Linked DNA regions of Homo sapiens: all the other regions are linked to region 3. A link is a loop called in an ENCODE intact Hi-C map of the cell type or tissue named here. Cell type or tissue: chondrocyte. All regions are shown on one strand.

The links. Hi-C counts contacts between places; a loop is a spot of excess contacts. Peaks named below come from ENCODE experiments on the same cell type or tissue, not always from the same donor. Only the 100,000 strongest peaks of a DNase experiment are listed, where the experiment ranks them.
Region 1: it touches region 3 in a loop (4-fold over the local background); 25 of 110 quality-filtered maps call a loop at or near these places.
Region 2: it touches region 3 in a loop (2.3-fold over the local background); 10 of 110 quality-filtered maps call a loop at or near these places.

Annotation. Positions count from the first base shown.
Region 1 is chr22:32,996,618-33,004,617 of GRCh38, forward strand. The region is part of intron 2 of SYN3 (synapsin III); the gene reads right to left. Among named protein-coding and RNA genes, the nearest start is that of SYN3, 58 kb to the right of the region's middle. In chondrocyte, CTCF peaks have their summits at 4,019, 4,264 (motif pointing left) and 4,477; a DNase peak (open chromatin) is centred at 327.
Region 2 is chr22:32,624,800-32,632,799 of GRCh38, forward strand. The region is part of intron 6 of SYN3 (synapsin III); the gene reads right to left. It overlaps LOC107985545 (a long non-coding RNA gene), which reads left to right. Exons shown (of 3, transcript XR_001755504.2): 2 at 1-1,116; 3 at 3,547-5,120. Among named protein-coding and RNA genes, the nearest start is that of SYN3-AS1, 54 kb to the left of the region's middle. In chondrocyte, a CTCF peak has its summit at 3,444; no DNase peak of the experiment used is centred here.
Region 3 is chr22:32,797,954-32,805,953 of GRCh38, forward strand. All of the region lies in intron 6 of SYN3 (synapsin III), which reads right to left. TIMP3 (TIMP metallopeptidase inhibitor 3) reads left to right here and starts at 3,752. Exons shown (of 5, transcript NM_000362.5): 1 at 3,752-4,169. The coding sequence starts at 4,049. In chondrocyte, a CTCF peak has its summit at 3,229; DNase peaks (open chromatin) are centred at 3,713 and 4,148.

The DNA of each region.
Region 1 (8,000 bases), 200 kb after region 3:
GTGTTAGGAAATCACATCTTTAATATCTAAACATACGGGAAAGAATAGAAAAGATCTTGCCTGAGATCCCTTGGTGCTTTAAAAAGAGGAAAATATTCTCTGCACATCCAAGGACAATTTCTGTAGAAGGTCCAATTTGCAAACCTGAACTCGTAAGTATGTGTATGGCTAAAGGAATTCCCTTTTCCCTGGGCACCCTTTAAGCTCTGGCTGCCCGGAGGGCTCCAGCAGGGCGGGGCTGCCTGGCTCGAGGTGGGGCGCCTTCTTCTGAGGGTGAGGTCACCGGAATCCTGTGCTTGGCTGTGCACTGTAACATGGAGTGCTGCCACCCGTTGCCTCACACTGCTCTCAGACGCTGGGTGTGTGCCGGGGTGTGAGGCCCCAGGGTCCTGCTCCCCGAGGTCAACACCCTCAGGAGCAGTAGAGGAGGGGCTGAGCTTCAGGTGGGAGAGGTTGGGGAGTGGCATAAGAACTGCGGTGCCCAGGCTAGCCCTTTGGATGGGCCTGAGCCAGGTCCCAGATGTCAGTAGCATTTGCTTTGATTTTGGACTCAGAGCCTCAGTCTTCCCTATGTATACAATGAGAATAGTACTGGTGCCCCATACAGTTATTGGGAGAGCTAAATTAGAGAATCTATGAAAGCCATTGAACCCCTGGTCAGGGGACGTGCACAGATGCTTGCCAAAAGATGATGATGCAGACACGACCCCATCCTCAAAGAGCTCTGTCATTCATGTGCTTGTTCAGTCATTTGACCAACACTCTTCAGCATCTATCTCGTGCCACACACTGAAGCAGTAGCAGTGGTCAGCAGGAGGGTGGCACCATCAGAAATTCCTTTTACGACATGAGTCCAGTTCAAGTCCCAGCCCAGCCCCACTTCTGTCTCCTTGAGCAGGTGCATGGTTTCTCCACGCTCTGCCCCCCTCACCTTTAAATGAGCTGACAGTCAACTCCTGCTCCTCGGCAAATGCTTAACAACCAGTTCTCTGGATGGGGGAACAAAAAGCCCTGCTTTCTAGCATTTGCCAGTTTCCACAGTGTAAATGCTCCCACAACAGCCAATGTGATTTTCAGCTGGATTGAGTCAAGGTGAGAGGGAAAAAGAGAATTTTAAGAATGCCACCGGCCGGGCGCGGTGGCTCACGTCTGTAACCCCAGCACGTTGGGAGGCCGAGGCGGGCAGATCACGAGGTCAGGAGATCGAGACCATCCTGGCTAACACGGTGAAACCCCCGTCTCTACTAAAAAATACAAAAATTAGCTGGGCATGGTGGTGGGCGCCTGTAGTCCCAGCTACTCAGGAGGCTGAGGCAGGAGAAGGGCGTGAACCCGGGAGACGGAGCTTGCAGTGAGCTGAGATTGAACCACTGCACTCCAGCCTGGGTGACAGAGCGAGACTCCATCTCAAAAAAAAAAAAAAAAAGAATGCCACCAATGTCATTCCTCAGTTTGATTGTCACACCCCCAACCTTGTCATTGCCAATAACGCACCACCTCCCAAATTCCTCATTCAGTCAACAGGCATTTCCTACGTACCTATTATCTGCCCTGTTCTAGGCATGGGCAAATACAGACACCATGTAGAAGTGGGTGGGCAGATAGGTGATGATCATACAGCGTAATAACTCTTGGAAAATCTAGAAATGCACAAGGTGCTTACCAATGGGTGTCATTAATCCTTGTTTGGTAGGAAGGTGTAGTCTGATATTCTCTCCACCAGATGGATGGTAGCTGAGGAGGGTTTCAGAGGGTTTCAAACCAAGGACACCCTTTTAATTTCTTACCCAACAAATAAAAGAAAAAAGAAACCATTGGGAAGGGTGGGCAATAACAGCAAAGATAGCAATAGATCATTGCGGAAATGGAAGAGCAGATTTTCTGAGAAAAAGGCTACCAGCAGAGTAAGAGGACAGGAGAGCCAGGGCTCCAGAGGCCACCCAGGGAGGACCGCAGTGACCTGGGGAGGAACAGCTTCTATTCGCTGCTCCCCCAACAGCCCTCCTCCCCATTCTATCCAGGCTCCAGAGACCTTGTAGGATAAACTGAGGGCAGGGAGGTACACCAACTCCACCTGTCTTTTTTATTTTTTGGGTCATGTTAAAGGTTTTGATTTTGAAAATCAAACCTGGGATTCTGGTACATTCTATAGAAATAGTAAAAAAAAAAAAAAAAAAAAAAACAAAAGTCCCTCCATCCTCCTTTTTAAAAACAATTTCAAATAGCAGCCTTACAGTGACTCTGGCATCCTGGTAAGTAAAGAGCCAAGATTTTATACAGAAGTGAATAAAAATAGAAACTCCTCCACCGTGTGTTCTGTGTTCCTGAACCCTAAGGTGAGGTGAGCTTCAGACTCCACTATGCCCAGTACAAGTTATCCTGCTTGGACTAAGGTAGGGCAATGACATATGCTAACTGAACAGTTACTGTGTGTTGAGCTCCAGGGACATTAGGAAGAGTAAGAGACAGGCCTTGTTCTTGCAGAAGAGACGATTATAATACAGATACAGTGTGGTATGTGCGCCTGCATGATGCGCCAGCATGATGAAGTGTGTTTTAAGTTACACAAGGGAGGTCGATATTAACACTGCAGGGTGGGGTGTGTCAGGGAAGAATTCTCAGAAGAGGGGACACCTGAGCAGGATTTCAAACATGAATGGAAACTTGCCAGGTGTACAAGATAGGGAAGGGTATTCCAGGTAACAGGGAACAGAATGTACTAAGGCGGAAAGGTGTGTTTGAGAACTACAAGTGGCTTACTCTTCCTGCAGAATAAACAGGACAGGGCCAGTCACGGTGGCTCACGCCTATAATCCCAGCACTCCGGGAGGCCGAGGCAGGCAGATCACTTGAGGTCAGGAGTTCGAGATCAACCTGGCCAACAAGATGAAACCGTCTCTACTAAAAATACAAAAATTAGCTGGGCGTGGTGGCCTGTGCCTGCAATCCCAGACCCCCAGGAGGCTGGGGCATGAAAATCACTTAAACCTCGGAGGTGGAGGTTGCAGTGAGCTGAGATTGCGCCATTCCACTCCAGCCTAGGCAACACAATGAGACTCTGTCTCTAAAAAACAAAAACAAAACAAAACAAAAACAAACAATAAAAGCACAGGAAGCAGAGCTGGAGGCAGAACTAGAGGGAGGGCAGGGCAGGCATGCTTATGACTTTGAGGGCAACGATTCCCCCACCACAGGATTATATTAATAAAACGAGATGCATGGGGAGGGGGCAGGCAGGAGCAAAGTGAAACTGGTCAGATTTGTGTTTCAGAAAGATGACCCTTGGGTAGTCCCATGGAAGGTAACCAGAAGGTGAACTCAAGATGGGAGGTTTCAGACCAGTGAAGCTGCTGGAAAATTCTAGGCAAGATAAGCAGTGGAGTGGCAGTGGGGCTGAAGAGAACTGAGTTTGATATCAATTAATTATAATTCTCCTTTCCCTTGTGGTTCTCAAATCTACAGATGAGGCTGGGCACGGTGGCTCACACCTGTAATCTCAGCACTTTGGGAAGCCGAAGTGGGAGGATCGCTTCAGCCCAGGAGTTCAAGACAAGCCTAGGCAACACAGTGAAACCCCACCTCATTTAAAAACAAACAAACTGCTGATTGTCCCCCACCATCCCAGAGGAGAGCATCACCTTTAGTTCAGACCTATCCGGAGCCAGGCCTTACATCCTTGCCTAGCCAGGCTGGTCTCCTCAGGCACCCCCAACAGGAGAGAGTATCTTTAAATGCCTGGCCATGAGTTCTCCCAGCAAAGACGGCTTTGAGACCCTCTATTTCTCCTGAAGATGAAAGGTCTCTCTCCAGGTCACTGGCCAGGTTTTGGATCGTCCTCAAGGGACCCAGGCTGACTCAGAGTCTACAAGCTGGACACATCAGGCAGGGAAGAGTGGTATCCTGCAATTACCCCACCTGTCCACAACAAAACCTGATTCTACTGGAAGGCCCTGGACCAGGAATGGGAAGACAGAGAAACGTCTGTCTTCCTGAGAAGGGCTGAGAAGGGTAGAAAAGGGGGCAGCATCATCGTCCCCGTTGGGGTTGGGGTGGGTTCACTGTCTGTCCAGACTGCAGCTCCTCTCCCCTTCATTATCATCTGAAAGGGGAAAGAAGGGGGCCCTGTGAGCTGGCTTCTTCCCTTTAACCACTTCCTCCCCTGGGAGACAGCTCACACAGTGCAGGAGGGGCTGGGGAGGGGGCTGGCCCAGAGGCACCAGACTCTGCAGAACCACCCAGGCATTGTGGGGCTGCCCTGCCACCTGCTGGCCGCTCCTGGTGGCAGGGGACAGGCATTTTTCCGGGATTCTTCAGGACAGGACCGAGACTCTAAGGCAGTCAGCATCAATTTGGAGAAAGCCGGGAAAGTGTTGCGATTCAGAGAGGTTAGGAAGTTCGTGAAGAATCTAGGATGGAGTTCTGTGGGAGAAGCTGTATGTTGGTGGTAGGAAGTCTCTGTCACAAACATCTAATAATTGCAGGGCCAACTGCCAGATGAGTTAATGAGTCTTAGTTTCTTACTTCTCCCCTTTTTCACCCACTGAGGGGCAAGAACACCATAAACAAAGACTGTTGAGTCCCAATTAAAGTGTGGCCATAGGACGAATGATTGAAATATATTGGGAAAAACTCCTCTGGCCAAAGCTGTGTCCCTACCCTTGCACACAGCCTAAAATTCACACACTGGTCCTTCCTGTGGAATAGAGAGACTGAACATCAAATTCAAAATTTAAATGTTATGTCTGAGGCCACTCATTGCATTTCAACCTCATTCACTGTTCCCCTACCCTACTGTATACCACATGGACACTGGAGGGACAGATATTAATAAGACCCAACTTTATCACCCAGGACCTACAGGGAAGAGTGACCAACGGACCAATGGGTTAAATAAATAGCACAATGGGATAAATCCTAATCCAGACTGCCCTGTATATTTGGCATGAAGAAATTAAACAGGCATGCCTACAAGGGGCTACTGTTAAGATGATTAATGTTACACAGGAAGGATCACAATAGTCAGCAATAATAATATACACTTATGCAGTACTTACTGTCTACCAGGCACATCCCATGCACTGTTATACTAACTCAGATCTTAACCCTACTTACATACATTAACTCTATGACATAGGTACTATCATTATTCCCATTTAGGTGCAGTAATTTACAAAGGTCATTAGTCACTTCAGGGTAGAGATGGAATTTCAACCCAGATAGCCTAGCTCTGATGTCTGTATTCTTAACATTGCACCATACTGCCATTTATTAAGTTCAACCTCCATGCAAAGACGTAACTTCCCTGACAAACAGCTGAGCCAGGGATAACACAGCTAGCAGAGAACACTCAAAATCAAGGTCAAATGTTGGGATGAAGAGAGAGAGAAAACTTCAAGGGCCATGCAGGCATTTTGACTACCAGGCAGATGGGCATTGTTCAGGGCAGAGGGCCTAAAAGAAACACCCCGGCAGACATCAACCACTAAGCTCAGAGCCTAATAGTGATGCTTTACATAAACACATAAGCAGAGACAAACAAAGTTTCATGATAAATACCCTTAAGCAAGCAGCAACACCTAAGATGATTCACACTGGATCGGAAGACAGGTGATTCACATGACCAATCTGGTTAAGAAGAGGCAATTTCTGAGCAGGAAGCAGTAAAGTCAGACTGATGGTCTGAATCTGCTGAACATACTTTAATGTTGACTTTACATAGAGTATGCATTAAAAACTATAAATAGCACCAGGTGCGGTGGCTCACACCTGTAATCTCAGCATTTTGGGAGGCCGAGGTGGGCAGATCATGAGGTCAGGAGATCGAGACCCTCCTGGCTAACATGGTGAAACCCTGTCTACAGTAAAAATACAAAAAAATTACCCGGGCGTGGTGGCGCCTGCCTGTAGTCCCAGCTACTTGGGAGGCTGAGGCAAAAGAATCACTTGAACCTGGGAGGTGGAGGTTGCAGTAAGCTGAGATCGTGCCACTGCACTACAGCCTGGGCAAGAGAGCAAGACTCCATCTCAAAAAAACAAAACAAAACAAAAAAAACTATAAATAGCAAAGCATAGATTTAATCATTCCCAAACTAAGTTAATGTCTCAAGGAGTGAATGAGTGTATATACATGCACATTGGACTAACAGAGCATCTGGCACATTTAATGAATGGGATGCATTCATTTATTCAGTTAATACATAGTTACTTGGTGCCTACTGATACGGTTTGACTGTGTACTCACCCAAATCTTATCTTAAACTGTAGTTCCCATAATCTCTATGTGTTGTGGGAGGGATTCAGTGGGAAGTAATTGAACCATGGGGGCAGTTACCCCCATGCTGCTGCTCTTGTGGTAGCGAGTTCTCACAAGAGCTGATGGTTTTATAATGTGCTTCCCCCTTCACTTGGCACTCATTCATTCTCTCTCCTGCCACCCTGTGAAGAGGTGGCTTCTGCCATGATTGTAAGTTTCCTGAGGCCTCCCCAGCCATGTGGAACTGTGAGTCAATTAAACCCGTTTTCCTTTATAAATTACCCAGTCTCAGGTAGTTCTTTATAGCAGTGTGAGAATGGACTAATATAGTAAATTGGTACCCCAGAGAGTGGGATGCTTCTGTAAAGATACCCAAAAATGTGTAAGTGACTTTGGAACTGGATGACAGGCAGAAGTTGGAACAGTTTGGAGGGCTCAGAAGAAGACAGGAAAATATGGGAAAGTTTGGAACTTCCTAGAGGCTTGGAGGGCTCAGAAGACAAGAAGACGTGGGAAAGTTTGAAACTTCCCAGAGACTTGTTGAATGGTTTTGACCAAAATTCTGATGGTGATATGGATAATGAAGTCCAGGTTGAGGTGGTCTCAGATGGAGATGAAAAACTTTTTGGGAACTGGAGTAAAGGTCACTCTTGCTATGCAAAGAGACTGGCAGCATTTTGCCCCGGCCCTAGAGATCTGTGGAACTTTGAACTTGAGAGAGATGATTTAGGGTATCTGGCAGAAGAAATTTCTAAGCAGCAAAGCATTCAAGAGGAAGCAGAGCATAAAAGTTTGAAAAATTTGCAGCCTGACAATGTGATAGAAAAGAAAAATCCATTTGCTGGGGAGAAATTCAAGCCCACTGCAGAAATTTGCATAAGTAACAAGGAGCCGAATGTTTATTACCAAGACAATGGGGAAAATGTCTCTAGGGCATGTCAGAGACCTTGGGGGCAGCCCCTCCAATCACATGCCAGGAGGCCTAGGAGGGAAGAATGGTTTCATAGGCTGGGTCCAGGGCCCTCCCTCCTGTGTGCAGTATCAGGACTTGGTGCCTGTGTCGCAGCCACTTCAGCTGTGGCTAAAAGAGACCAAGGTACAGCTGAGGCTGTTGCTTCAGAGGGTGCAAGCCCCAAGCCTTGGCACCTTCCACATGGTGCTGGCCCTGCGGATGCACAGAAGTATTCAGGTTTGGGAACCTCTGCCTAGATTTCAGAGGATGTATGGAAACACTTGGGTGTCCAGGCAGAAGTTTGCTGCAGGGGTGGGGCCCTCATGGAGAACCTCTGCTAGGGCAGTGGGGATGGGAAATGTGGGGTTGGAGCCCCCACACAGAGTCCCCACTGTGGCACTGCCTAGTGGAGCTGTAAGAAGAGGGCTACTGTCTTCCAGACCCCAGAATGGTAGATCCACTGACACTTCACACTGTGAGCCTGGAAAAGACACAACGCCAGCCTGTGAAATCAGCTGGGAGGGGAAGCTGTACCCTGCAAAACTATAGGGATGGAGCTATCCAAGGTCATGGGAGCCCACCTCTTGCATCAGCATTACCTGGATGTGAGACATGGAGTCAAAGGAGATTATTTCAGAGCTTTAGGATTTAATTACTACCTCATTGGATCAGAGTTACCTGGATGTGAGACATGGAGTCAAAGGAGATTATTTCAGAGCTTTAAGATTTAATTACTGCCTCACTAGATTTCAGATTTGCATGGGGCCTGTAGCCCCTTTGATTTGGCCAATTTCT
Region 2 (8,000 bases), 170 kb before region 3:
CGGTTAGCATTTCCTTGCCAGAGGCTGAAAGGCATCTCAGGGGTATTCTAGTCCTGCCCGCTAATTGTACAAGGAGACTCTGCAGCTCAGAAAGAGGATGTCACTTGCTCAAGTCAAATAAGCTGGTGACTGACCTAAGCCTTCTGCCTACCCTCTAGGTCATGATTCTCAAGGCACACAAAGATCCTGGCTTCAGAGACCATGAAGACATTCTAAACCTTCTCCTATCACTTGCCCGCTGCCTTTCTATGCCCAGGGTTGGTTTATTGGCATACCCAGCACTTTCTCTAGTTGGGTGGATTTTAGAATTAGCTTCAGCAGGGAGCCCGTCACAGTCATGTCACTCCATAACCTGGCATGCACCTAGGTAGGAACCTCAGTCTGGCAGCCCACAGGCTGAATGTGGACGGATTTCACTGGGACCACCCAGTGTTGTTGATTTTTCTTTCTAATGGAATAGATTGCCCACACTTAGAAAGTGAGGGATTTCATACAAAACTGTGGATATGGGGCTTTTTGGAACAATGGTTAGATCCAGCCATCCATGTGCCACGTTTCTGCAGGCAAGACCAGCTCCCTATAAATGGGACAGATGCTCTAGTTTGTCACCAACCACCCCTTTCTCCCAGCTGGCTTTGGTCCTTTGCTGGCCTGAAGGCACCCAAGTTTGCCATCCCCAGCCCAGAGTTATCTCAGTACATGACACGGCCTTGCTTTTTGTTTCTTGGAAAAGTTGTGGTCCAGACGGAATAAATAGACCACTTTAGCATCCTTCTTCTTTCTTCACACATTCAGGCCATTTTGGATAAGGGAGATGTTTGGGGTCTCAGGCTTATCACAGGGACAGTCATTGGTTGACCACCTGGCTGTGACTTCCAAGACTCCTTCCTTCTGCTCTTCCCACCTCTTCCCCTGACAGTGCCATGATCTCCAACCAGGCTACCCAACTCCTGACATTCCATGGCTGAGCTTTGGACTGAGTTGTGCAGATGCTTACTGAGCACCTGCAATGTTGACGCCATGTGAGGATTCAAGCAAGAGCAAGACACATTTTTGGATGCTTAGTCTTAAGGATCTAAGTCTTCTTGTGCACAACAGATAAAGATATCGATAACCGTAAGTCAAGGCCAAATATTCTGCATCACAGGAAAGGTTTCAAATCAGACAGAGCTCACGTCTACTGGGTGGGGAAGGAGGAATCAGGAAAGGCTTAAGGAAGGAGGAATCAGGAAAAGCTTAAGGAAGGAGGAGGTGTTTGAGATGGACCTTGAAATGACCGTGAAAGGAAATGGTTGGGGGTAGAGGGAGGAAAGGGTGTTCCCAGTAGGCAGAGGGAATGGCTTGAGAAGAGGCTGGGCTTGGGAGGAGACTGTGCTGAGGGTGCCTCTTGTGCAACACAGCTTGGCCAGCACTCACAGGCAGGACACACCACACATCTTTCCTGCCACCCTCCTCTGCACCCAGGGACACACACGCATCTCTCTGGGCAGGGGCACACTCAGAAGCTGAGACTTCTGTACACCTCCCAAACCTGACAACAATGTGTGCTGAGATGTTAGGGATGATGTGGGACCTAAGGTGGCAAAGATGGGCTGCGGTCATTTCTGGGAGGGCTCTGATCGTCCTGGTAGAAAGTGGGGTTAGAGTAAGGCAGGGAACCTGTTCAAGTGTAGACAAAGAGAGAAGAGTTCATTAGGAATTTACAGCTTTGAGTAAACAAGGACCGAGAGTAGGTTTTTCAGAGGGGAGGAAGGAAGGCGGGAAAGGAATGAGCACTTGGGCAGAGCTGAGAAAGATGGGGACTCTGTTGACCTGCCCCAACCGGGGAATGGTGGAGCAGGGAGAAGTGTGGGAGCACAGACTCATGAACTTGCCACAAAAGAATCACAGAATTTCTGATGTGGAAGAGGCTTTGGTGCTACCCAGTTTAACCCCCTTATGTTATGGAGGACACTGGGTGCCCCGAGTGTGGAGGTGCGGGCACCAATCCTAGGGTGACAAAGCTGTCGTTTTATCTTCCACAGCGTCTATCATGTAGTAGGTATTTGGTGAATGTGTGTTGAAACGATGAAAATGTTGACTTCTACCTAGAACTGACCTCGTAAAATGGAAAATGAGGTCCCTGGACACCTGGTTGGTTGGCAATAATTTCCATGTAAAGGTGTTGTCTCCCTGCACCCCCAGCTTTGGAGGAAGCCCCCAGATGATGCTCTTATGCCCCCACACAGAGTCTCAGTTCCCATGGAGGGCCTGCCACTGGCTGGGGCGTCGAGGGGTAGCGAGCTGTGCGGTTCCTCCTTCCCTCCCACCCACCCTCCCGGGGTCGTTGTGTAAGTGGGGGGTGGCAGTGCGGCGGGCGGGTAACTTCCTGCAACAGCGGCAGGGCTGGGCATCCGAGCTGGCACGGTTCAAGTGCACCACAGCATTCTGAACATTTGGGAACACAGGAAGGGCTGCGTTTTTTAAGCTCCCTTTGTTTTCAAGGAGGGGCCAGAGTCCATGGGGAGGAAAGAAACAAAACCAGGAAAACAGATGACTTGCTTTGCAAAGATAGTGTGTACGTATGCTGCAGCTTCTGTGAGCCCTAATGCTCTGCTGTCCCTCTACACTTATGCACACCTACACACCCTGACGCACACTCACGGCAGGTCACACCACACATCTGTACTTCCATCTTTCTCTGGCACCCAGGGATGCAGACACACATCTACCTGGGCAGGGACACACCCAGAAGCTGAGACTTTGATACACAGAGACACCTCCCAAACCTAACCACAGAGGGACATCCACACACATGGATGGGCAAGTGCAATCATACACACATGTAGGAGTATGAAGCTTTCATGCATAGACATCCAGACACCCAGACACACACAGAGACATGCTCGGAAACTCCAAGACCCCCATACTTATAGAAAGATCCAGACTGAACACACACACACACATATGCAGGCTTGTGTACACACCCATCCCTCCTTGAAGAAGCTCCACCTGTACAAACACAGAGGAGCATTTTTTTTGTTTGTTTTTGTTTTTGTTTTTGTTTTGAGACAGAGTCTCACTCTGTCGCCCAGGCTGGAGTGCAGTGGCACCATCTCGGCTCACTGCAAGCTCCGCCTCCCGGGTTCAAGTGATTCTCCGGCCTCAGCCTCCCGAGTAGCTGGGACTACAGGCACATGCCACCACGCCCAGCTAATTTTTTGTATTTTTAGTAGAGACGGGGTTTCACCGTGTTAGCTAGGATGGTCTCGATCTCCTGACCTCGTGATCCGCCCGCCAAATCCCAAAGTGTGGGGATTACAGGTGTGAGCCACCGCACCCGGCCAGAGGAATGTTTTTACCAGGGGTCCAGGGAGCCTGCACACCCTCAGCCCTGCTCTCGGCTACCAGAAGAGTGTGGGCAGGCAAGATACAGTTCCAAAAGGCTCCACAGAGAGGGGCCAATGAGTCCTTTTGCTTTTCCCCTTGCTCTTGATGTTAGTGTTTCTAGAAGCTTCCATGTAGTGCCCTCATTTAATTTACAAGTTTGAATTCTTCTTTCACAAGGTATATTGAAGACCATTACTGGAAGTGAGGGGAGATGAGGAGGAAGAGGCCCTGGAAGGACATCTGGGACTGGTGGGAACAGCAGCTGGATTACCTGCTCCTGCCTGGGGATTTCTCTACATTCCCAAGCTGGTGCTGACAAAGTGCAGCCCCAAAGAGGCTGGGCCAGAGAGATTGGAAGAAGAGCTCTCAGGGGACTCCCACAATTCCTCTGACAATAAAATGAGACAGAGAGGTTAAAAGTCATTTAAATTTGGCCGGGCGTGGTGGCTCATGCCTATAATCCCAGCTACTCCGGAGGCTGAGGCAGGAGAACTGCTTGAACCTAGGAGGCAGAGGTTGCAGTGAGCTGAGATCATGCCATCGCACTCCAGCCTGGGGCACAAGAGCGAGACTTCGTCTAAAAAAAAAAAAAACCTCACTCAAATCTTTAGTTACAAGCTGGAAGATGCCGGGCTGTTCCCCCTGTAAGCTGTGCTGGCCGCTGGTCATGCTTCCTGTGGTGTGCTTTCAATTTCCCTCGTTGTAACTGAAAAGTGGGGGCCTTTTCTCTGAAGGAAGAGGCTGTGGTCTCCCAGGTGCCCTGTTGGGCTCTTTAGGGAGGGACTTAGACCCAGGAGGGCTCCTAGACCTGGGCAGGTAGAATTGCTCCGCCTGATAGAAAGAGAACCTGGAGCTCTCCAGGCAAGCTGGGCAGGTTTATGAGCTCGGAGCCTGAGAGGTGAAAGGTGAAGCTCCTCCCCTTCTGCTCTGACCCTGTCGTGTGTGCTCCCCAAATATTTGGTGAAATCCATCCCACTCAGAAATCGCTTTGGATTTGAGCGTGGGATCTGGGTCAGTGATAGCAACAGAGCAGCCCTCGAGGTAGGAACAGAGGCTTCCCCATCCTCTAGGAATTTGCATAAATATACTAGGAGATTGTGAAATGAATGAAAGTCCAAGAAAATCACATCTAGATCTGTGAGGCAAGGAGAGAGGCCCAGATGCCATCTGGGTAACATATGGGAAAGTGTTTGCAAACTTTAACCACTACGTAATGCAAAGAATCATTTGCTATCCTTGTTATATACAAAAATCTTCATCAAAATGTTTGCATTGAGCAGTTGAACCTAATGATGAAAGAGGCTTGCAAGAGCAGGCTGGCCGGGTCAGCCCTGGGACAGCCAGCCCAGGCTTTCTCAGGCAGGCGGCACGGTGTGGACGAGAGGTTGGTGGGCAGGGATTGGCTTCCTGGGTCCAAACACCTCCTTTTTCTCTTACTATCTTTCTTGTCTTTCACAGGTTTATTTAAACGCTTTATAAACTTTTTTCTTTGTATTTTGCCAGAGCCATCCCCTGGGAGCCTCTTTGCAATCTTCCTTCTCGTCCAGCTCCCAGTATAAGTCACCTCCTTCAAAGCTCTTTGAATCCTGATGGTGCCCTTGACTGGGAGAGGCCACATAGTGGGGTGGTTAAGAGCATGTACCCTGGAGGGGAACAGAGCTGGATGATCAGGGCCAGGACTAGGGTAAGGAGGGTGAGACCTGAAAATTAAATAAAAATGAAAATGAAATGAGATGAAAATTAAATAAAAATCTGAGAAGGTGCCTGCAAACTCATAAATCAAAATAAATATTTTAATGTTATTTTATATAGGTATGTATTTTTTTTTTTTTTTGAGACGGAGTCTCGCTCTGTTGCCAGGCTAGAGTACGGTGGCGCGATCTCGGCTCACTGCAACCTCGGCCTCCTGGGTTCAAGCAATTCTCCTGCCTCAGCCTCCCAAGTAGCTGGGACTACCGGCGCCCACCACCATGCCCAGCTAATTTTTGTATTTTTAGTAGAGACGGGGTTTCACCATGTTGGCCAAGATGATCTCCATCTCTTGACCTCATGATCTGCCCCCCTCGGCCTCCCAGAGTGCTGGGATTACAGGCCTAAGCCACCACACCCGGCCGTATGTATGTATTTTTAGAGATGGGGTCTTGCCATGTTACCCAGGTTGGGTTAAAGTGATCCTCCTGCCTCAGCCTTCCAAATAGCTGAGGCTACACGTATGTCCCACTGTTCCTGGCCTTATTATTGTGATATTTAAGTAAATGAATATCAATGTAAATAAATTCATGATGAGCAAAATACTAATATTTTAATGAAGATAGGATCCAACCCTACATTTGCATAACCCTGTCTCACTTGCCTGCCCTGATCTGGTCCTTTCTGAATTTGTATCTCGGCTCTGCCTCTTATTAGCTGGGGCACACTTTTAAAAAACTGATGTGCACGTTACAAACAGTAAAATGAATACTTTTAAAGAGTACAGATCAATAAATGTTTATATACGTGCACAGCTATGTGACCAACACTTAATCAAGACATAGGCCATTTCCATCTCTGCGGCAAGTTTCCCCTTAGGACTTCCTCTTGCTTAAAATGCTTCAGTGGGTGTTCACTGCTGTCAAGATAAACATCAAATCCTTTTGTCCTGGCCCCTTCACAGGCTACAGGTGTGTTCCCTACTGTTCTATGAGAAGCCAAATACAGGTGTTTGACCTGAAAACACCAGTATATCTAGCACATCCCACTGCTGAGCCTCTCAAAGCTGACCTTGGCTCTGAATTTAACAGCAACTCGGATTCCAACCCTAATGCTAACCTCAGCCAGAGGGATGTTTAAAAATACCTGCAGAGGGCCGGGTGTGGTGGCTCACGCCTGTAATCCCAGCAATTTGGGAGGCCGAGGCGGGCGGATCACCTGAGGTCAGGAGTTCCGAGACCAGCTTGGACAACATGGAGAAACCCTGTCTCTACTAAAAATACAAAAATTAACTGGGCGTGGTGGCATGCGCCTGTAATCCCAGCTACTCGGGAGGCTGAGGCAGAAGAATTGCTTGAACCTGGGAGGCAGAGGTTGCAGTGAGCCAAGATCATGCCACTGCACTCCAGCCTGGGTGACAAGAGCGAAACTCCATCTCAAAACGAAACAAGCAAAAAAAAAAAAAAAACCCAGAAAAACCTGCAGAGGCCAGATGATGTTTGAGATGTTGGGTTTTTGTGCGTATTTTCAAACGCTTGTCTCTTTAGGCTCTTAAATCATTGAGCACATCCTCTGTATGGCTCTGCTTAAGGCTGAAGTCTGCAAATCCTAAAGTTCCTTCAGGGACAAGAAGGAAAGAAAAATAAATTCACCTGGAGTCAAGTAATTTCACAGATCTTTAAAGCAGGAAGGACCTTAGGAAACCACCTGATACAACTCTGGGCTTTTGAAAATGAGCAACCTTAGAATTGCTGTGTCTTTCCTAAGGTTGCAGTAGTATAATAATTACACCTTTTATTGAGAAACTACTATGTGCCAGGCATCAAAGTGCTTTACATTCAATATCTCATTTAATCCTCCCACCATCCTATGAGGTAGGTACTGTTAAGATTTTCCGCTTTACAGATGAAGACATTGAGGTCCAGAGAGGGTGAGTAACTTGCCCAAAGTAATACAGCAACAAGCGGTGATGTATTATTTGAACCCAGCATGATCAGACTCCAGCACCTCCACTCTAAAGCCTGCATTGCCCAAGCCAGAGCCCTTTTATGTCACCAAAGGCAGGGAACAAATAGTCTATGAGGTGAGGAATTTGCCTTTGGCTCTTAGATTGACTTCCTATAAAAACAAGACAGAGAGTGAAGAGCCAGGATCTGTGGGTTTACTAGGCGCCGGAGGGATGCTGAAGGGGAAGATAGTGGCTGCCCTAGACAGATAAAGGTCTTGTGGCAATTCCTGGACTGGGGGCCTCATTGCTCAATGCAGGGGTATTGGCAGTATGTGAGTGGGCCTGCGCCCATATCACCAGGCAGGGTGTGGAGCCCTGGGTGTTCCAGCATACACTGCCAGGAGGGGTTGGTGAATCTCCCAGGACATTGCAGGCAGCAGCTTAATGTTAGGAAAAGAGACTTGAACTGGCAACCTGGACCTGGGCTTCTGCTGTCCACTGGGCAGTGTGCTATGGCGGTGAGAGCTCTTGCCTGGGCGTTTAGAATCCCAGCTCTGATATTTACTTGTATGGGATCTTGGGCAAATTACTTCCTCTTCAGGGTCTCAGTGGCTGATCCACAAACAAGACATGTTTGTGAGTGGTGCAGTGTTTGATAAATCCTAAACTAATGGGAAGTAGCCCTTGACCTTGGCCGAGACACCTTCCCTTTGGGGCCTTCGATCTTTCATCTGTGAACTAATGGGAGATGGGCCAGAGAATCTCCAAAGTTCCTTCCTGCCCTAAGGTTTGATGACTGAGAATCTGCAGCTTGGTGCTTAAAGGTTTGGGGCAGGAAGCTAGGGGCAGAGCAAAGGCCCTGTAGGCATTCAACAGCTGTTTGGCAATCATCCTCCTTAGCCTTTCCCTTCCTATTTACTTCTCAGCCTGGCTCAAGGTTTGATTGTATTACTGGTAGAAGAATTAACCCCAAACCCAGGGAAATCGCCACTTC
Region 3 (8,000 bases):
AGGTGCACAGCTATTCTGCAACATTGGGAACAAATCTCAGGTCTTTTGATTTTTTGTTTCCACTTTACTCTCTTTTCATTTCCCAGAAACAAAGTTTTCATGTGCTTTTTTTTATAGTGATATGTTTGGAATGCATTAGCTAGTAATTTAGGAAGGGAAAAAAATAAACACACAAGAGATAAACCTGTCAGGAGGACAAACCTGTATTGCTTCTGATTGGCTCAGAGGGTGATTATTATCATGGTAGAGAATTATTTAATCAGTGTAAGTAAAATTTCTCTGTGGGCTGGGCACTGTACAAAGACTCAAACGAATCTGTCTACAGATCTGAAAAGCAGATACGAGATCTGTGAATGGCTGGGGTTTCCAAGCCCACAGTACAAGCATGGGCCACACCTTACAGCTTGGAGGACTGAGCCCTGAAAATGGGCAAGTTCCTTCACTTCTCTGAACCTTATTTTTCCCACATTTAAAACAAGGATGAGTAGTTTCTGAGGTCCTTTTTACGACTTCTCTTCCTACAGACTCTAGCATCCTATAACTTGATACAAAGAGGGTGGATATGAACTCACCTTTCCTAGAAAAGTTCCAGGAAAGAGAATACCAGGTCATCCTAGTAGGTGTGTAGACAGGCCAGATAGATCTTGAAACTTACTCAGTTCTTCCCAGATGTATAACTCTATCATTGTTCTTAGCTGTCAAGAGAAAGCAGGAGAGCCTGCATCTTCATTCTTTTTTTTTTTTTTTTTTTTTTTGGAGACGGAGTCTCACTCCATCACCTAGGCTAGAGTGCAGTGGCATGATCTCAGCTCACTGCAAGCTCCGCCTCCCAGGTTCACGCCATTCTCCTGCCTCAGCCTCCCAAGTAACTGGGACTACAGGCGCCCACCACCACACCTGGCTAATTTTTTGTGTTGTTAGTACAGACGGGGTTTCACCATGTTAGCCAGGATGGTCTCGATCTCCTGACCTCGTGATCCGCCCACCTTGGCCTCTCAAAGTGCTGGGATTACAGGCGTGAGCCACCGCACCCAGCCTGCATCTTCATTCTTACTGTTAGCCTCAGGTTCACCCCACCTAGCTTATTAAGTGATGTTGAATAACCAATTCTTACATATTATTAGGCTCATGGACACCATGACATCCAGACTGATGGGTGCCTGCTGAAGGGGGTGACCCTAGCAGGAGGACTCCCCTACGCAAGGATTCATGGAGTTTGCTGTTTCTTTTCCTTAGGGTGAGAACCAAACTGCCTTCACACGGTGGGCAGAGGGGAACTGACTCAGGTTTGGAATAAGAGAGAACATCCCAACTGAAAAGCTCTTGGAATTCGCTGAACTTCAAGACACTGTGTGGACCAGCTTAGGATAGGGAGTGAGAAGAAATTAACCAAAAGGTAATTTCGTTACTTTTCAGCTGGAAAAAAGATCAGATTATACTTGTGCTTTCATAATTAAGTAGCTGCTGGAAAAAAACGCTTCAGATGCTTTCTATGAGAAAACTGCTGCTTGAAGTTCAGCAGAAGTTATCTACTTGATACTTATATTCCAGGCAAGGCCTTCCGTTGGAGAAAATATCGGCACTTTGGACAAAACTGAAATGTGAAAAGAAAGGGAAGAGAGGGCCTCTATCATGTAAGATGCTTATCCAAAGTGGATTTGGTCTGGAAAGTCTTCTAAAACCTTCCACATGACTGTGGAATAAGTCATGTGGGGCGCGGGGATAAGCGAATCTCTCAAATTCCACCACGTATGCCCTCATTCAACCTGGATCCTTAGAGTGGCCTCCAGGGCACTCTGCTCAGGACTCAGTCAGCTGTTGGCCACACCCATGCTCTCCAGTCTCCTGAGACCCTATTTGGTTCTGAGAGGGCTAAAAAGCAGTGTGGCTAAATATCCCAGGCCTCAAAGTATTCCTACTGTGGTTGGGGAAGCAATAGAATCATACCCCATAAAACAATGAAAACAGTGCTAGAAAAACATCGAGAGACAGAAACATCTCTACGAGTTAGGCCACAGTTAGAGTGAAGGCAGGGAAGGTTTTTAAAGCTGGGTGGAGGGGACAAGTCAAAAAGATGTGGAAACTGGTTTCCCTTTCCTATGGCTAAAGTGCTCAAAGGGGAAAAAGGAGTTTCAAAAATGTTCTTGGAAATACCATCTCTCACGAATTCTTCGGCCTCTGCTGTCCCAATGTCACTTGTCTGAGATGTAAACAGAGGAGTTCTGAGAAAGAAGCTGAACTTGCATTTCTCCCTGTTTCTATTTGTTCCAAACTTGTGGCATTTCTAACAGGATGAAGCGGAAGAGAAAGGGAAAGAGACAAAAGTGTAGAAAGATGGAAGATCCCAGCTGCAAATGGCCATTTGCAGTTAGATGGAACAGCTGCTGACGTTCAGGGAAATGCATGTCTCTCTTCAGATGGGAAGGAGCAGTGGAAAGGGGTGACGAGTTCCTGGCTGGCCACCAATCATCCCATCTTTCTGTGCCGGTTCCTCATCTGGAAAGTGGGAGTGATACTTGTGCTTGCTTTTCCTACCCACAAAGATTATTGTGAGAGCTATAATACGGTGAGATACAGAATCCTGCTTTTAAAAATACAAAGCAGAATCAAGATGTCAATAATAAGGATAGTAATTGTGTTAGTTATCTGCAATCATCTATTATAGCTAGTCGTCTAGGATCCTGGATCGTTCTCCTGGTTTTACTACAGTTTTGGATCAGCTCACCCCCAAATCCCTTGCTGAAGGGTGGAGCTCTGTCAGCCATGGGCAGGGAACCACTTCCTCTTGCCTTTCTACTTTCTGTCTTTCAAACATGCCCAGGGTCTTTGCACTTGCTGTTCCCCCTGCCTGGTACCTCTCTCCTGTGGCTTGCCCCAGAGCTGATCCTTGTCTTTGTCCACTTCTCAGCGAGGATGGCACTTCAGGGAGCCCTTCCCTTACTATCGCAGAGAGAGCAGGCCCTCCCCAGTCATGTCCAACCCAGAACTCTGTTTTGTTTTCTTCATAGCCCTAGCATCACAGAAAATCACCCTGTGCATTCATGGATGTCCACGGGGGCAAGGGCTTTGTGTTGCTTAACCCAGCATCCTGAACCGTGTTTGTTGAATGAATACAGAACCCCGTTTGCTCTGGGAGAGCACAGAAAACAGTCTTCTATCATATATCATAGCCAGCTGCAAACAGCAGATGGCTTCCCATATCCCAGAGAGTAAGAACCAGAGAGAGAGAGAAAGAGAGAGAGTTTGGGTCTTTCTCCTCTGTGCCTGCTCTCTCCAGAGAAACTGGAGGGGTAGCAGTTAGCATTCCCCCGCTGGTTCCACCAAGCACAGTCAAGGTCTCTAGGACATGGCCACCCCTCACCTGTGGAAGCGGTCCTGCTGGGGTGGGTGGGTGTTAGTTGGTTCTGGTTTGGGTCAGAGACACCCAGTGGCCCAGGTGGGCGTGGGGCCAGGGCGCAGACGAGAAGGGGCACGAGGGCTCCGCTCCGAGGACCCAGCGGCAAGCACCGGTCCCGGGCGCGCCCCAGCCCACCCACTCGCGTGCCCACGGCGGCATTATTCCCTATAAGGATCTGAACGATCCGGGGGCGGCCCCGCCCCGTTACCCCTTGCCCCCGGCCCCGCCCCCTTTTTGGAGGGCCGATGAGGTAATGCGGCTCTGCCATTGGTCTGAGGGGGCGGGCCCCAACAGCCCGAGGCGGGGTCCCCGGGGGCCCAGCGCTATATCACTCGGCCGCCCAGGCAGCGGCGCAGAGCGGGCAGCAGGCAGGCGGCGGGCGCTCAGACGGCTTCTCCTCCTCCTCTTGCTCCTCCAGCTCCTGCTCCTTCGCCGGGAGGCCGCCCGCCGAGTCCTGCGCCAGCGCCGAGGCAGCCTCGCTGCGCCCCATCCCGTCCCGCCGGGCACTCGGAGGGCAGCGCGCCGGAGGCCAAGGTTGCCCCGCACGGCCCGGCGGGCGAGCGAGCTCGGGCTGCAGCAGCCCCGCCGGCGGCGCGCACGGCAACTTTGGAGAGGCGAGCAGCAGCCCCGGCAGCGGCGGCAGCAGCGGCAATGACCCCTTGGCTCGGGCTCATCGTGCTCCTGGGCAGCTGGAGCCTGGGGGACTGGGGCGCCGAGGCGTGCACATGCTCGCCCAGCCACCCCCAGGACGCCTTCTGCAACTCCGACATCGGTAAGCGCTCCTGGTGCCCCGCCCGAGCCCCACGCTGCAGCCAGGACTGCAGCGCTGCTTAGGGAGGCAGGGCGAGCCCCACTCCTTTCCTCTGCCCCAGGAGAGGGGCAGACGGGGTTGGGGCGGAGTGGAGAAACTCGATGTCCTTGGGCGGGGGCGCTGGCATAGCTGAGAGGGGAAGATGCCCTGCAGAGGAAACTCACAGTGGCTGAGGGAGCCCCTGGCCGCCTTTGCTTTCCTAACTTAGGTCGTGAGGTTCCTACCGGTCCTTTTGACATCTGGAAAATGTCCCCATTCACTACTAACGGAGGAAGGGCTAGAAGAGAAGGGTGGGGAAAGGGTTCCCAAAACTTGGAATGCTAACTAAAGTGCTGGGAAATTGAATAGTTAAAAAAAAAAAAAAAAGTTGCCCGCCATGTGCACGGAAAGTTGCAGGAGAAACTTGGAGTACTCCGAGTCTGCATCATCTCCTGCGCCTATGAAATTCATTCTTTTCACTGAGACCCAACCCAGCTGCAGGCTTCCCAGGCAAGCGCTAACCGAGCTTCTGGGACTGCCAAGTTTGGGTGGATTTAAGGGGGAAAATGAGGAGAAAGCTGTGGCATTGACCCACGCCCTGGAGGCACTGTGTTTGAGAGTGTTGATAGCCAGCAGAAGGTGCGAGGGGTCACTCACCACATAGCTGTGAAAATTCACAGGAAGGCTATTTTTTTCCCCCTTGAATGTGTGTGGGGAGGGGGAGAATGGGTAGTGGAAAACAGATTTGTCACCAAAAGAACAAACCTGCCAAGGGTCACATCACGGTGACAGTTCCAGACTGGACTTAGTGTCTTGAGTAGAGAGACCCTGTAAAGAGACCTCCTACTCCTTAGTGTGTATGGAGGGCCCCGAGAGCATCCTGGGAGGCTTGTCTGGGAGTGTTTGGGACACTTGTGTTTGGATGGCTAAAGGTGGAGTGGCATCTGGGAAACATCTCTCTCCTCCTTTCCAGCCCATAAAGCGTGCAAGTCCAGTGGCTCTGCTGGGAGAGTGTGTGTGTGTGCACTGGGCTGGGCTGGGCGGTGGGGTGGGACAGCCTTGCCGCCCTCTGCCTGTGTCGATTCAGAGGTGAAGAATGGAGCGTGTGTGTTTTAAGTACAGTCATAAAGGAGAAGGAAATTTTCCACTGAGTCTTGGGTGAGGGACTCTACCAGCGTGTTGTGGTGAGGAGGGGGAGGAGGTAGGAGCTTGGCAGGGGAGGCAGTGAGGGCCGGGAGGGGCACTGCTGGTGGGCTGGGCTGAGCCTAGAGGTCAGAGTGGGGGTGTGGTGACCAGAATGTCAGTGCAGTTGGCAGCTGAGGGTGTTTGTGTGACCTGAGGTCACCCTTGTAAGAGGCTCCCTGGGGCCTGCATGGTACATCCTCCCCTCTCCTGGGGGAACCCAGCTGGCCCAGGATTTGTGGATTGCTTAGAAAGATCCTTTTGGGCAGCCTGAAGACTGGGGAGGGTTTTCCTCCCTCCTCCACCTCCACCCACATTCCACTTACCCTTTCCCTCCTCATCCCAGTTGGTAACATTCCCACCTGATTAGTGTGGGGAGTTGCTGCTGCAGCTGAGTTCTGGTTTTGCCCAGCAGGATCACACACGTGCGGCCAGGAGGCTGGCAGGTGGAATCAGGGTGTGCAGGGGTGCAGCCCAAGTCCTTTTCTGCTGGAAAATGGGCTGGGTGACTTCACTTGCGTTTTTTTGGTATGTAGTGGGAGTAGGTCCCCATTCTTCCCCCTTGCCCTTTGCTTTGGGGTTTCTACCCTAAAAATTGACCACGGAAAAGTGAAAACAAGCATGAGTAGATCCTGCTTCCAATGGGGGCCTTCCCGTCTGCTTACTGCTTAGGTTTCCTGCGGTGGGTCTGAGCAATGCAGAAAGTTTCTTACAATTTCTCTGGATTGAAACAAGAAATAGCTCCCTCGCTCCTCTTCATAAATTTCTCAGAGAAAATCTAAGTTACCAGGAAGTAGCCAAAGACCAGGAGATTGTGGAATCAAAAAGAAAAAAAGAAACAAAAAATCTTCGATGCTCTGGCACGGATCCCAAATTGTTCTGCCTGGGTTTGGTGAGCTGCACTAGTGGCAGGGATGAGCTAATGCTTTTAAAATGGGAGGTGTGGGTGTGAGCTGCTTGCCTGCCGACCTCCCTCGCCTTGCACAGCACCCTGCTGGCGTCCAGTACTTGGCTCCCAAGTTTCATTGCTCAGAGCCTTTCTGGTTTCCAGTCTGGGTTGAAACTGTCTATTCTCGCCCTCAAACAAATATGAAGGAGCTCCCCATTCCTTGGGACCCACACAACCCCACCAGTCAACTTTGTAGCCCCCTAAAGGTGTTCACATCAGCCCATCAACTTCCTGTTTTAAAACCATCATGGTGGTTTTCTCTTCATGGCTTGGTGCCATGTTGGCCTAGCAAAAGGCACAGGAGGCCTGGCCTGGTCCTCTCCGGGGGGCTGCCCGATGGCCTTTCCTCCTGTCTCTGCTCATCCACAGGTGTCTCTTTTTGTCTTTTTTCCCCAAAGTCCTAGGGCCTGGCATGGCATTCTGGGGGAGGAGGAGTTAAAAGGTGTTTCTATGGCAACTCCAGGCCCTGCACCCTATGGAAGTGTTTAGGAGAAGAATAAACTACATGCCGGCTTATAAGACACACTGTGGGGGAAAGAAAGGGACTTGGCAGCAGGCAGGATGTCTGTGGTCCCCCTCCCTGGCCAGTCATTGCCCCTGAAACTCCTGACAAAACCTTGACTCTAGAAGAGGAATGGGAGGGGGCTGGAGATGAAGAAGGCGGCCTCGGCCCGGGCAAATCTGCCCTGGCAGCTCTGTCCAGCTCAGGAAGGGGTGGGCTGTGCCAAGGGCTTTCTGAAAATGTGCGTGTGTGCGTGTGTGTGTGTGTGCGCGTGTGTGGCTTCTGCAAAGGTGGCTGGCAGGGCTGAGGGGGGTTGCAGCAGAGAAAGAGAATTTTGCTTCAGAATGCCAAGCCCTTCTCTCCTTCTCTCTTGCCGCCTTTGCATGGGAGGAATGGGGCTGTAGGATGAAGTGTGTTCGGGGCCTGCCTCTGAGCCTGTTGGGAATTTGAGCATGAGGCTCAGCTGGGGGGCCGGCTGCCAGCCCCAGAGGATGGCCCCTGGATAGCTCCAAATTGTTCTGACAGGGGCCAGTGCCAGCAGATTCTTTCAGTATCAGATCTGAGGTTGTCGTTTTAGCAAAGAAGCCATTTTCAAAGAAACCAGATCCATCCCCTCTCCCTCTTACACACAATTACACCTCAACACTGGGCTTTGCAACTTAAGGAAAATAGAAAGAATCAGACTTTGGAGAGGCGCCAGCACTTGGTAGGGCAAGTCTGGGGGACCCAGGCTGTGGATGTCTTGGAACCATGGAAGGAGGAGAGCTGCTATCCAGCTGGAGGAGGGAAGAGACATGTCTTAGGCCCCTCCTGGTTGCACGCACTTCCCAAATGCCATCTCTTTCACCCCCTCCCCCGACCCCCCACAGCAACCTTAAGAGTAGGTATTGCACCCATTTTTCAGATGGAAAACACTGAGGCTGAAGAGACTGTGCTTGTCCAAGGCCACCCAGTTGCTAAATGATAAAGCTAAAACGTATTATCAGTTATACCATGCTTCAAAAACCTTTCAACTTTCATTGACACATGACATTCTAAGGTGACCAGGAGATGGAATGGATGGTTAACATTTGAAGAATGCTTTTCTTCTACATCTGGGTTTTCTTTAAAAATATGAAGATAGCCAAAATGGCCAGAGGTTTTAATTAAACATCATCTTTAGGGAGGGAGAGCTTATTAT